Linked DNA regions of Homo sapiens: region 2 is linked to region 1. The links are chromatin contacts, found by Hi-C or POLR2A ChIA-PET in ENCODE. All regions are on one chromosome and are shown on one strand. Each heading gives the region's core, a stretch centred on a gene start or an enhancer-like site at or near the end of the contact. The rest is flanking DNA. Distances are from core to core; before and after follow the strand shown.

Region 1 (5,184 bases), core at 1,317-3,816:
GCTGGAGTGCAGTGGCACAATCATAGCTCACTGCAGCCTCGACCTCCTAGGCTCTAGTGATCCCCCCACCTCAGTCTCCTGAGTAGCTAGGACTACAGGTGTGTGCCACCACACCCAGCTAATTTTTAAAAAAGTTTTATTTTTGTAGAAATGGGGATCTCACTATGTTGCCCAGGCTGGTCTCAAACTCCTGGCCTCAAGCAATCCTTCCTCCCACCTCGGCCTCCCAAAGTGCTAGGTTTATAGGCATGAGCCACCACACCTACCCAAGAAATCCTTTGGATAGTGTATCAGTTGGGGATTGAGTCTGACTACAAGGAACAGATACTGAATTCAACAATAACTTAAACTGAAGGCTTCATTTTACCTGTGTAAGTGAGGTCTGGACGTAGGCAGTTGGGAGCTTCTTTGGACTCCTTCTGTACAGCTATCCTCAGCGTGTGGTTTGATGCTTCAGGGTCACAAAAAGCTCGTCCATCTCCACATGTCTATGTACCAAGAAGAAGGAAGGGGAAGGGCAAAACTCTCACATGCACCTGAATCACCTGAGAATCTCGTTAAAATGCAGATTCTGATTCAATAAATCTGCAGTTTTGTATTTCTAAGGTCTGCTGACCACACTTTGAAGAGTAGTGCCAGGTGCATCTGTGCTGTTTTCTAGAACCTCCCCCACCCCGTGACCTTTATTTCCAACTTATTAGCTAGACTCTGTCACATGGCACCTCCTAATTCAAAAAAGATTGAAAATGTAGCTTTGTAGTTAAATACAAATTGGGGACTTCTAAGTTGGGAAAAAGAGAAAATGGATATTGTATCCTAAGAGTGTTTGCTGCAAGTAACCATTTGATTTGGAAAACACAGTGCCGGACACCCATCCTCTAGTTACTGTCTTAAATTGGTACTTGACAAACTCTCACCTGCACCTGAATCACCTGAGAATCTCGTTAAAATGCAGATTTTGAGTTAATAAACCTGCAGTTTTATATTTCTAAGGTCTGCTGACCACACTTTGAATAGTAAATACTTCAATCACTGGATCTTCTAATCAATCAGAAAAGAAATCAGCTGATTTGTTTTTGATAACCCCCCGCCCCCCACCCTTTTTTTTTTTTTTTTTTTTTTTTTTTTTTTTTTTTTTGAGACAGAGTCTTGTTCTGTTGCCCATGCTGGAGTGCAGTGGCGTGCTCTCGGCTCACTGCAACCTCCACCTCCCAGGTTCAAGCGATTCTCCTGCCTCAGCCTCCCGAGCAGCTAGGATTACAAGCGTGTGCCACCATGCCCGGCTAATTTTTGTATTTTTAGTAGAGATGGGGTTTCACCATGTTGGCCAAGCTGGTCTGGAACTCCTGACCTCAGGTGATCCACCTCAGCCTTCCAAAGTGCTGGGATTACAGGCATGAGCCACTGCACCTGGCCTTTGATACATCTTAATGTGTGATTTTAAATTTTAATCACATGGTAAAATAAAGAGCCCAAATAACCCTTAATATTCTTGTAAATATTTAAAAACTGGAATCAAATACTGAAAAACCATCAAATAAATAGAAACTGTGGGATATTGTACAAGTGGCCTGAATGTGTCAAAAAAAAAAATCAATGGCATGAGAAACAACAAAAGGCAGGAGGACTGTTCTAGATTAGACTGAGAACCAAATCCAGTGCACAAACCCTGATCATATCCTAGATTAAAATAATAAACAGCCATAAAAAATATTTTTGAGACAACTTGGTGTATTTGAATATGGATTGTACGTTATATTATGGAATTTTACATTTCTCAGTGTAATAATAATATCGTGTGTTTATAAGAGAATGCACTTATTTTAGGCAGTGTTGGTTGAATTATTTAGAGGAGAAGAGCCGTGATGTTTGCAACTTACTTTCAAATCATTTAGTGAATTCATATTTTCAGAGAGTAAAAAGATAAAGCAGATATGGGGGAAAGTTAACAACTGGTGAATCTAGGTAAAGAGTTTACAACTGTTCATTATATCATTATTGCAAATTATCCGTATGTTTGAAAAACCTCCAAATAAAAAGTAGGGAAAACCTTCATCATAGAGTTACAGCACATAGAGCTGAGAAACTGATTTTTTCTTTATTTTTTTAGAAGTATTTTGAGAAATGACCGTTACCGAGGAAGAGTGTTACACACGAGCATACTCATTAATAAAATGTCTCTAATAGAGAAAATACTCTCTATTGCAGAGAGCTCCCCTTCTCCATGATCCCTAAGCCTGTGGGGCACATCACAGCACTATTAGGCTGTGTCCTTTTAAGTGTATTGATAGACCCATCTCCCTGACAGGACTGGAAGTTCCATCAGAAAAGAGTTCAAGTCCTACCCATCTCTCTGACCCCAGCTGCAGATTCTAATAAACATTTGTGAAAGATGGAAAGAAGGTATGATTGATAGACAGCAGTTGCCAGGGTAGTTTGGAAGACAGCCTTAAAACCAAACTCAGTATTTGAAACCAGAAATAATCCTGGACTTGGTTGCATGCCACCGGAGAAGAGCTTGTGCCCGCCTGGCCGGCTCAGCTGCTTTTATGCTCAGTGGGGTCATTAAACTTGTCAGACTTGTTTGCACTGGCAAGCAGGTCATTGGAGCCAGTTCCTCATAAGGCACTTAGCGACTTCAGGGTCCCATTGCAGTGCATTACACACAAAATGAGCAAAAAGCCAAAGAAAATAAAGACAGTGGCCAGAGGGAAACTACGTCACTCTTTTAAATAATCATCCAAACAGAAACAAAAATCACTGACACTGAAAAGCCATCTTTTAGTTTAATTATGTAATCATTCACCAAGATCTCTTTGCTCTCCAAATTTTACCAAGCAAGCACTAGAATGTTCGACCTTATTAGCAGGATCCTTATTTCTTCTATTTTTTTCAGATTCAACTAAATAATCTTGATACAGGTACAGGTTTTTCTGACAAGTTGGCTCTCAATAATCAACTGATGCCATATCAAAGAGAGACAGCTTATAAAAAGAACAGGTTCAGGAGAACTTTAACATAAAGATTCTTCTATGTCCTCACAAAATTTGGTAAGTTTGCTGCATCTAAATAGTTTATGAATACAAGCATTTTTAAAAAAAAAAACCTATTTGACCACAGATCCTTAAGTAGTAACTGAAGACACAATCAAGATCATCTGGGAAGGAAAGACGATTTGGCAGAATGTCAGACCAAAACAGGATCCCCACGTTGCTGAAAAGACCCATTTGCTCATTTATATTAAGTGTAACTACTGCCTGGTCCATGTTCAGCTTATTCTTGTGACAAACTAGGAAGAATCTGATGGCCATTTACCATTATCCTTTCTTGCAGAAGTTGATAAAGTAGGTATTGAAATATCAGGGCACTGTAAAATAATCATAACTAGACCTCAAGGTATTATATTTTTCCTATCACTAACACTTACTTCTTCATTTCTCATAGGTGAGGTTCATTAGCCATGGTTTTTATGTTTTTTTTTTTTTTTGAGATGGAGTCTCCCTCTGTTGCTCAGGCTGGAGAGTGCAATGGCACAATCTCGGCTCACTGCAGCCTCCACCTCTGGTGTTCAAGCGATTCTCCTGCCTCAGCCTCCTGAGTACCTGGGATTACAGGCACCCACCACCATGCCTGGCTAATTTTGTATTTTTAATAGAGACGGGGTTTCACCATGTTGGCCAGGCTGGTCTCGAACTCCTGACCTCAGGTGATCCACCCGCCTTGGCCTCCCAAAATGCTGGGATTACAAGCGTGAGCCACATGCCTAGCCTAAGCCATGATTCTTTTGATTGCAAGTGACAGAAACTCAATCTACACTGGCTTAAACAAACAAGGAAATTTCTTGGCTCAGTTAACTGGGAATATGGGGTTCATATCAGGGGACCAAATCAGGACATGACTGTCTTCCTCACTCTGCTTCTCTTTGCTTGTATCTTTGCTGGTGCCACACTCAGGTAGAACTGTTCCATGTATTTGCAAAGATGACCATGAGCAGCCCCAGGTTATTTTATATTTTAAACTAGACATCCTAAAGAAAGGAGGACACAGGCTGGGCGCGGTGGCTCACGCCTGTAATCCCAGCACTTTGGGAGGCCGAGGCAGGTAATCACCTGAGGTCGGGAGTTCGAGACCACCTGACCAACATGGAGAAACCCCATCTCTATTAAAAATACAAGTTAGCCGGGCATGGTGGTGCATGCCTGTAATCCCAGCTACTCGGGAGGCTGAGGCAGGAGAATCACTTGAACCGGGAGGCACACAGGCAGAGTGTTATCTGCTGATGAGGGCATCAGCATCACCTGGGAATTTCTAGAAATGCAAAACTTTGGGCCCTACCTAGGGTAACCAAACATCTGTGCTTGCCAGGGGGGCTGGGCTTCTGATGCTAAAACTGAAAAAATCCTAGGTAAACTGAGATTTGTTGGTCACCACGGGCTGCAGACCTGCTGACTCAGAATCTCTGGAGTCCAGCTCAGAAATCCGTGCTTTGACCAGCTTTTCAGGTGATTCTCAGACATCATTTCCGAGTTCTTGTTTTAGAGGAGAACACAGTTCAAGCAAAGGCTTGGAGCAAGGAGAGTTGTCTTAAACCGCTCAGCCTTGCTCCTCATTCTCGACAGCTGCCTCCTGGTTTCCTGTTGCAGTGGGAAACAAAACTAGGGCAGTGGGTGTCTTGTAGTGGAGGCCTCTGCCTCTGGTTGGGTGAAGAGGGCAGAGGGATGAGAAAATTCTGCTGCTACTTTTCACCTCAGTTTATCTGCCTCAGCCCCCACGACAGCCTGGGGGTGGGGGAGAGACTACCTTGGAGGAGAGTGTCGAGAGAGAGAGGATGGGAGGAAGGGAGCAAAAATGGAGCAGCCTTCGGGCCTTGCTCAGCCTGTTTGTCCCCAGCCTGTTGTTTGCCCTGCTGCTTTGAGGCAGAACTCAATTCCTTCAGCATCATAGAAACAACATTATAAGCAACCTTAAGGCCATGCCTCCCCTTTTGTGATAGGTTGACTTCAACCCAGTGTTGGGACTCAGAAACTGATACCCCAAAATATGGTGCTTTGTACACGCTCAACTGAAAAAGGAGCCTCAAGCTCTCTCTGACCACCACCCCGTCCCCCACCGTTTTCCCAAAGCATAGGATTCTCTGAAGTTCCTTATCTGCTTCAAGTCCAGGTTGAACAAAGAAGAAAACAA
Region 2 (5,184 bases), core at 1,554-4,053, 50 kb before region 1:
AATGGCTTAGTTGTATATGATTAGCTAGAGATTTTTGGAGCCAGACACCTGCTGTTTAGTAGATAACTTAGTACAGACCCTAAACTTGTCATTTGTTTTTCTCACAGAATAGCCATTTCCTGCTGTCTTCCCAATGATCACTGCCCTTTCAATAACACTCTTGCCTCTAGAATCATATGTTCAAAGTATGAATACACACCTAGCACATAGTAGGTGCTCAAATATTAATTTCCTCCTTGCCTTCCTTATCTACCCTGTGTCCTCCATTTCCCCGTATGATTCCAACCCAATATAGCAAATGACATTTACATGTTATGAAAACATCTATTGGGTAAAATCAGATCTTGGATAAAGAAATTCTGACTTTTATATAAGCTTTTGGTAGACAGAAAAAACAGAAAGGTATTCGTTGGTAGAACATTTTTAAGTTCAGGAAAGAAAGCTGGAATAATACTACGTAACTTTGTCCAGGTTACTTTGACTGAAACACGTTTTTGGTGGATTTCTTTTCCTCAAAGAACTCTCTAAATGCAACTCCTTGCTGGATTCCTCACCCATCATCCTGTTGGAAACCCTTACTAGACCTATGTATTTAGGGAGTTTTGTCAGAAAACATTTTTAACTTGCAGTATTTAAAAGAATATTTACTGTTCCTAAAATGTCATTCAAATGCATGTACTGTCTATTGTTTGGGGATGGGAACTAGTTTTGCAAAAAACACCTAATGTTGTATAATAATGCCCCAATGATCTTGCTGGTTAAAAATACAGTATTTTTGGCCATAATTTTGTACTATAGTATTCTTCATTGTTGAGTTTTGCTTCCATTAAAGTTGCCCGAGCCCCTCTCAGAATGTTTTGTATTAGTAGGAGTACTGAAATACATCTTTCCTTCCTTAACACACCTTGTGCATATTGCATTTTCCAAAATAAACAAGTTTAATGGTTTCAAAAAAAAAAAAACACCAAAAAACCTTTTCCCTTCTGTGTATAATCAGAAATAAGAGTCTCCTGTAGTGGAAATACACATATTGGTAGCATTTATCAAATTTGCTCTTTGAAAAAACTTGCCTTAATTTAGGTTATAATTAACTGGTTAAAAAAAAAAGTAAATACCTATCCAATAAAGAAAGGAGCCAGCAATCTTCAACCTGAGGCAGTCTCCCAATCAGTAAAAAGAATCCACACATCTGCCCTGGTTTACTGGGTAGCACACTGGACTCAGGCCAATGGCTGGCTTAAGAGTTTTGCCCATTTCAACACTGGCAGTGAATAGGTAGACTCCACATGGGAAAAATGACATGTCACAGGTGTCCTCTCTGAGTTTTAGAAACACATCCAGGCTTTTGAGGTCAGCTAAAAATCAGCTGCTCCTGGGAGTTTTATTAAGTGGAGGTGATGGTGGCAAGTGGCTTTCTGGAAAATAGGTACTTTTGTGGGGACTTTAAGCCACAGCAAAAGCAAAACCTGTTCCTGTTACTCCAACTGGCAGCCAGCCCTTGCTTATGGATTTTTGTTTTTCAGAATATGTCCCCTCTAAATACTAAGAGATGAGAGTGTCATTTTTGCTTAAAGGCCTTCAGCTCTCCTTGTGTGATTTAGAGACCATTTCCAGTAGATGGTATTCTCTCTCTCTGTCTTAACTGTTCAAGGAATGGCGTGGCACTGACTGTCATCTAGCACAGGCCTGGAGTGATGGTTCCCACACCCTAGTTCTGCAGAGACACTGGAGTGTTAAGCTATACAGGAGCACTCCCCTCTCTTTGGCCTTCTAACCTGAGTTTGACCCCTTTAGGACCATGATCTATTTGTACCATCATTCCAAAGACCCCCACCCAGAGGAAAAAACACAAACTCACTAAACAGTCATTGGGCCAAATATTTAACTTGACCTTTTGGCTCATAGAGCAAGCCTATGCCATCAGATTGTCTTCTGTCCTGTCTTTCTGGAAATGGTAACAAAACAGTTGGCTTGAAAGCTTCTCTGCTTTACTCCCCATCTTTCCTGCCTTCTCACATTTTTCTCTCAGGTTGTGATGCCCTGAGTCCTGCCTCTTGAGAGACAATTAAGCCATAGCAAAAAGGTGGAACTTGATGCTAAGGAACAACCAGGTACACTGCATAATGTGTGCAGAGCAATTTCAGATGGTAAACTAGCCAGTTTCTTGCTTTTTTGTCTAATTTCAAATGATTATCATACTCATGAGTTTCTCCATATTTGAAGCTCTTATTGAAATTTGATCAGGGGTGGAGAGTGAAAGGCAGTGGTTAGAAGTGGCTTTCTGGCTGATTTGTTTTAAATTACGCATTATCGTTATTTTTTTTTGTTTCATTGTCATGGCTGACTAAAACATGGATCCAGCTATTACAAGGAGCTATATCCAGTCTGTTTTAAGGGAGTCCCGTAGATTCCTGCAAAACAAGACCCTGGTTATAAAATGTAGGTCTCTTTAAAATCTAAGATGCATAGAGAGTACTGAAAAGATTATTTTCCCTTTGAATTCTTATGCCTCAAGACTATTGGAATTTGATCTCTGTTGATTTTTCTCTCTTCCTGTTTTCCTCAAGAATGCAAAGGCCAGAATATTTTTCTGTCTCATAAGCCTGTGGATAAAATAAGGCAACTTACCCTCTTTAATTAAGAGTAATCACACTGAACCATACTAACAGAGAGCTGGAAGGCAGGGCTCCCAGGTTTCAGCCCTTTCGTAGCCCTAGAGATGTTTTTGCAACTCAGGAGACTAGGCCTGTCCCACAGAGATAGACTGCTTAAAGGGCCCTGGGGACTCTCCATCTGTTTCCAGTTTGCTCCGTGTGCTTTTATGTTGGGTCTTAAAAGCATCTTAAAAGGACCAGGAAGAGACAAGGTCTGCAAATGGAGATTCCACACTGTGTCCAGCTGCCAGGACGCTAACGTAGCTGCTGCTAAGACTGTGTCTGCCCTGAGGCAGACCTCACCTAGGAGGGCATATCTGTTAGGAATCCTGGCACTGCCTGCCAACCTACTGTCCAGTCAGGGCACCAGCCAGTCATGCCTGAAGTACAGGTGCCATGTCAGGGGTTATAGCATCAATGGTTATATTCTAGGAATCTGAGCAGTCTTAGCAAAAGGGACCAGCTTGCTTTTGTCACTGAACTTGGAGTTGAGAAGAGATGCTGACACCTGGCTCTCAAAGTGCCCTGCATGCCATCCTCAGGTGCTTTAGGTGATGCCTTTCTGTAAACCTGGAGAGTGTCAGCAGGAAAGACCACCCTGGCTTACTGCACCAGAAACATATGCATTCCCTCCCCTGTGACTCAGACCCAATGACCAAAAAGCAAACTGGCCCCATACCCATGATGGGCTCTGACAAGTGGCGGCTCTGCTGGAAATACAAAATATTTAAACTCAAAAGGAATCAGTTTGGGTAGCAAATTTAACTAATACGTGTGTGTGCGTGTGCGTGTGTGTGTGTGTGTGTTTAATGTCTCAGCATCTCCAACCAACTCAATCATTGCTGAATAAAGAGGAAAACCCCACACAAATGTTTATGTCAATTGGGTAAAATCAATCCTAATATTTTTAAAAACATAGTCTCTACACATACGTGGGTACACATGTAAAATCTCAAAATGGTTTTATCTTGACGCTGTGTACACAGATACACGTGTACAAATATCCGCACATCTATACAGTGAGGCTTGCTTATCCCTATGGTTATAAGCATTTTATCTCATGGAAGGTAATTCTTCATATTGACATGATTGAGACTAAAAGTATCATAAAATCCACAGCTCACGTTTTCTTTTTTAAAAAACTGTTCTCTCACCGCTCTTTTCAAAACTCTGCCTTAATCTAGGAAAGAATACCTAATTATTGCACTTTTTTTTTTTTTAAATTGTTTTAGGAGAGTTGAACTTAGACTGGGGTTTCTCTGTCTCTGGGCAATGAGGGGATGTATTTCCAGCAGACAGGAAGAGTCTCAGACCAGGTACAAAAACTGGATGAAATGTCTGTCTCATTACGAAAGCCACACTTTAGATGCACATTCCTGTAGATGTTATCGTTTCCATTCCTGAGTTAAGTCTTCTCTGTGTAGATTGCTCACTTCCTACTACAGATGATGAATTGCCAGAACACCAGGCACATACCACACAGCTTGTACAGAACTACAGACTCAGAACAGACAGTTTGGGGACTGTGTTCTTCTATAATTATTCTTCAACCTGCTGGAGGTGCCTCGCTGCACGTTCCATACCCACTAGTCCACCCAGGGGGTTGCTGCAGGCAGTTCAGGGCAGGAGCCCCCTGCACCCTTCTAGCATTCCCTGGCCACCAGCCAAAAACCAGGAGTTGATGCCTCAGGAGTGACACGACCAGTGGGGGACAGGAGTCCGTGGATACACGCTTCTGCTGTTGGCCCTCAGTAGATAAACCTGAGTTTCATCCTACAGGTCTCTCTAGGGCCCCCAGAGCAGGACTCAGCCCCAGCTGTTATCAGTGAAACTTGCTCGCGAATGTACCCTTTATTGGCTTCTCTCTCCTGGTGGTCTTGCTTGTGCACTCTCTTGTGGTTCTTTATGACATCACTTCTCAAATTCATTGCACCCAAACTCCTAACACAGGACCTACTCTGGGGGAAATCTCAACTAAGACAGGATCAACGGATGGCTTTCATTGTCAAAGACAATGGAATAATCAACAGGCCATAACTGAGACTAGTAAACACTTTGCCTTGAATGGACTACCAGCTGCAGCTGATGGTTAAGGTTCAAGATTAGTACCTGGAACCCTAGCATAACATGAATTTGCCACAAAGGCCCACAGTGGGAGATTCTGTGGTGAGAGATATGTAGATACACAGACACACACCTGTACTAATATAATCTATACAATATGACACAACTTATTCAATACAAATTTATACAATAATATACTTATGAAAAAATTTATGTTTCTTAGAAGTTACATGTAGAGACCGGGCATGGTGACTCATGCCTGTAATCCCAGCACTTTGGGAGGCCAAGGCAGGTGGATCATTTGAGGTCAGGAGTTCGAGATGAGCCTGGCCAACATGATGAAACTTTGTCTCTACTAAAAATACAAAATTAGCCGGGCGTGGTGGCTCACACCTGTAATCCCAGCTACTAGGGAGGCTAAAGTAGGAGAATTGCCTGAACCCGCGAGGCAGAGGTTGCATTAAGC

What was found. A loop is a pair of places that touch in the nucleus more often than their neighbours do. ChIA-PET counts read pairs that join two places held with the same protein, here RNA polymerase II (POLR2A). Pooled maps may share reads with other maps.
Region 2: a loop to region 1 is called in a map of aorta, with 6 times the contacts of the local background. The contact joins two enhancer-like sites. A Hi-C loop is called at or near these places in 7 of 168 maps with a recorded cell type or tissue (PC-9, aorta, endothelial cell of umbilical vein and 4 more), 2 of 37 single-sample maps with no recorded cell type and 2 of 50 pooled maps. POLR2A ChIA-PET finds 5 or more read pairs at or near these places in 2 of 52 experiments (PC-3 and Panc1).

What each region holds. Positions count from the first base shown.
Region 1 is chr9:77,661,358-77,666,541 of GRCh38, reverse strand. No RefSeq gene overlaps it. Among named protein-coding and RNA genes, the nearest start is that of GNA14, 16 kb to the right of the region's middle. Within about 2 kb of position 2,566, at least 3 of the 41 ENCODE cell types and tissues checked have a DNase peak (open chromatin) inside an H3K27ac peak, as active enhancers do.
Region 2 is chr9:77,711,875-77,717,058 of GRCh38, reverse strand. GNAQ (G protein subunit alpha q) reads left to right here. Exons shown (of 7, transcript NM_002072.5): 7 at 1-962. Among named protein-coding and RNA genes, the nearest start is that of GNA14, 66 kb to the right of the region's middle. Within about 2 kb of position 2,803, at least 2 of the 41 ENCODE cell types and tissues checked have a DNase peak (open chromatin) inside an H3K27ac peak, as active enhancers do.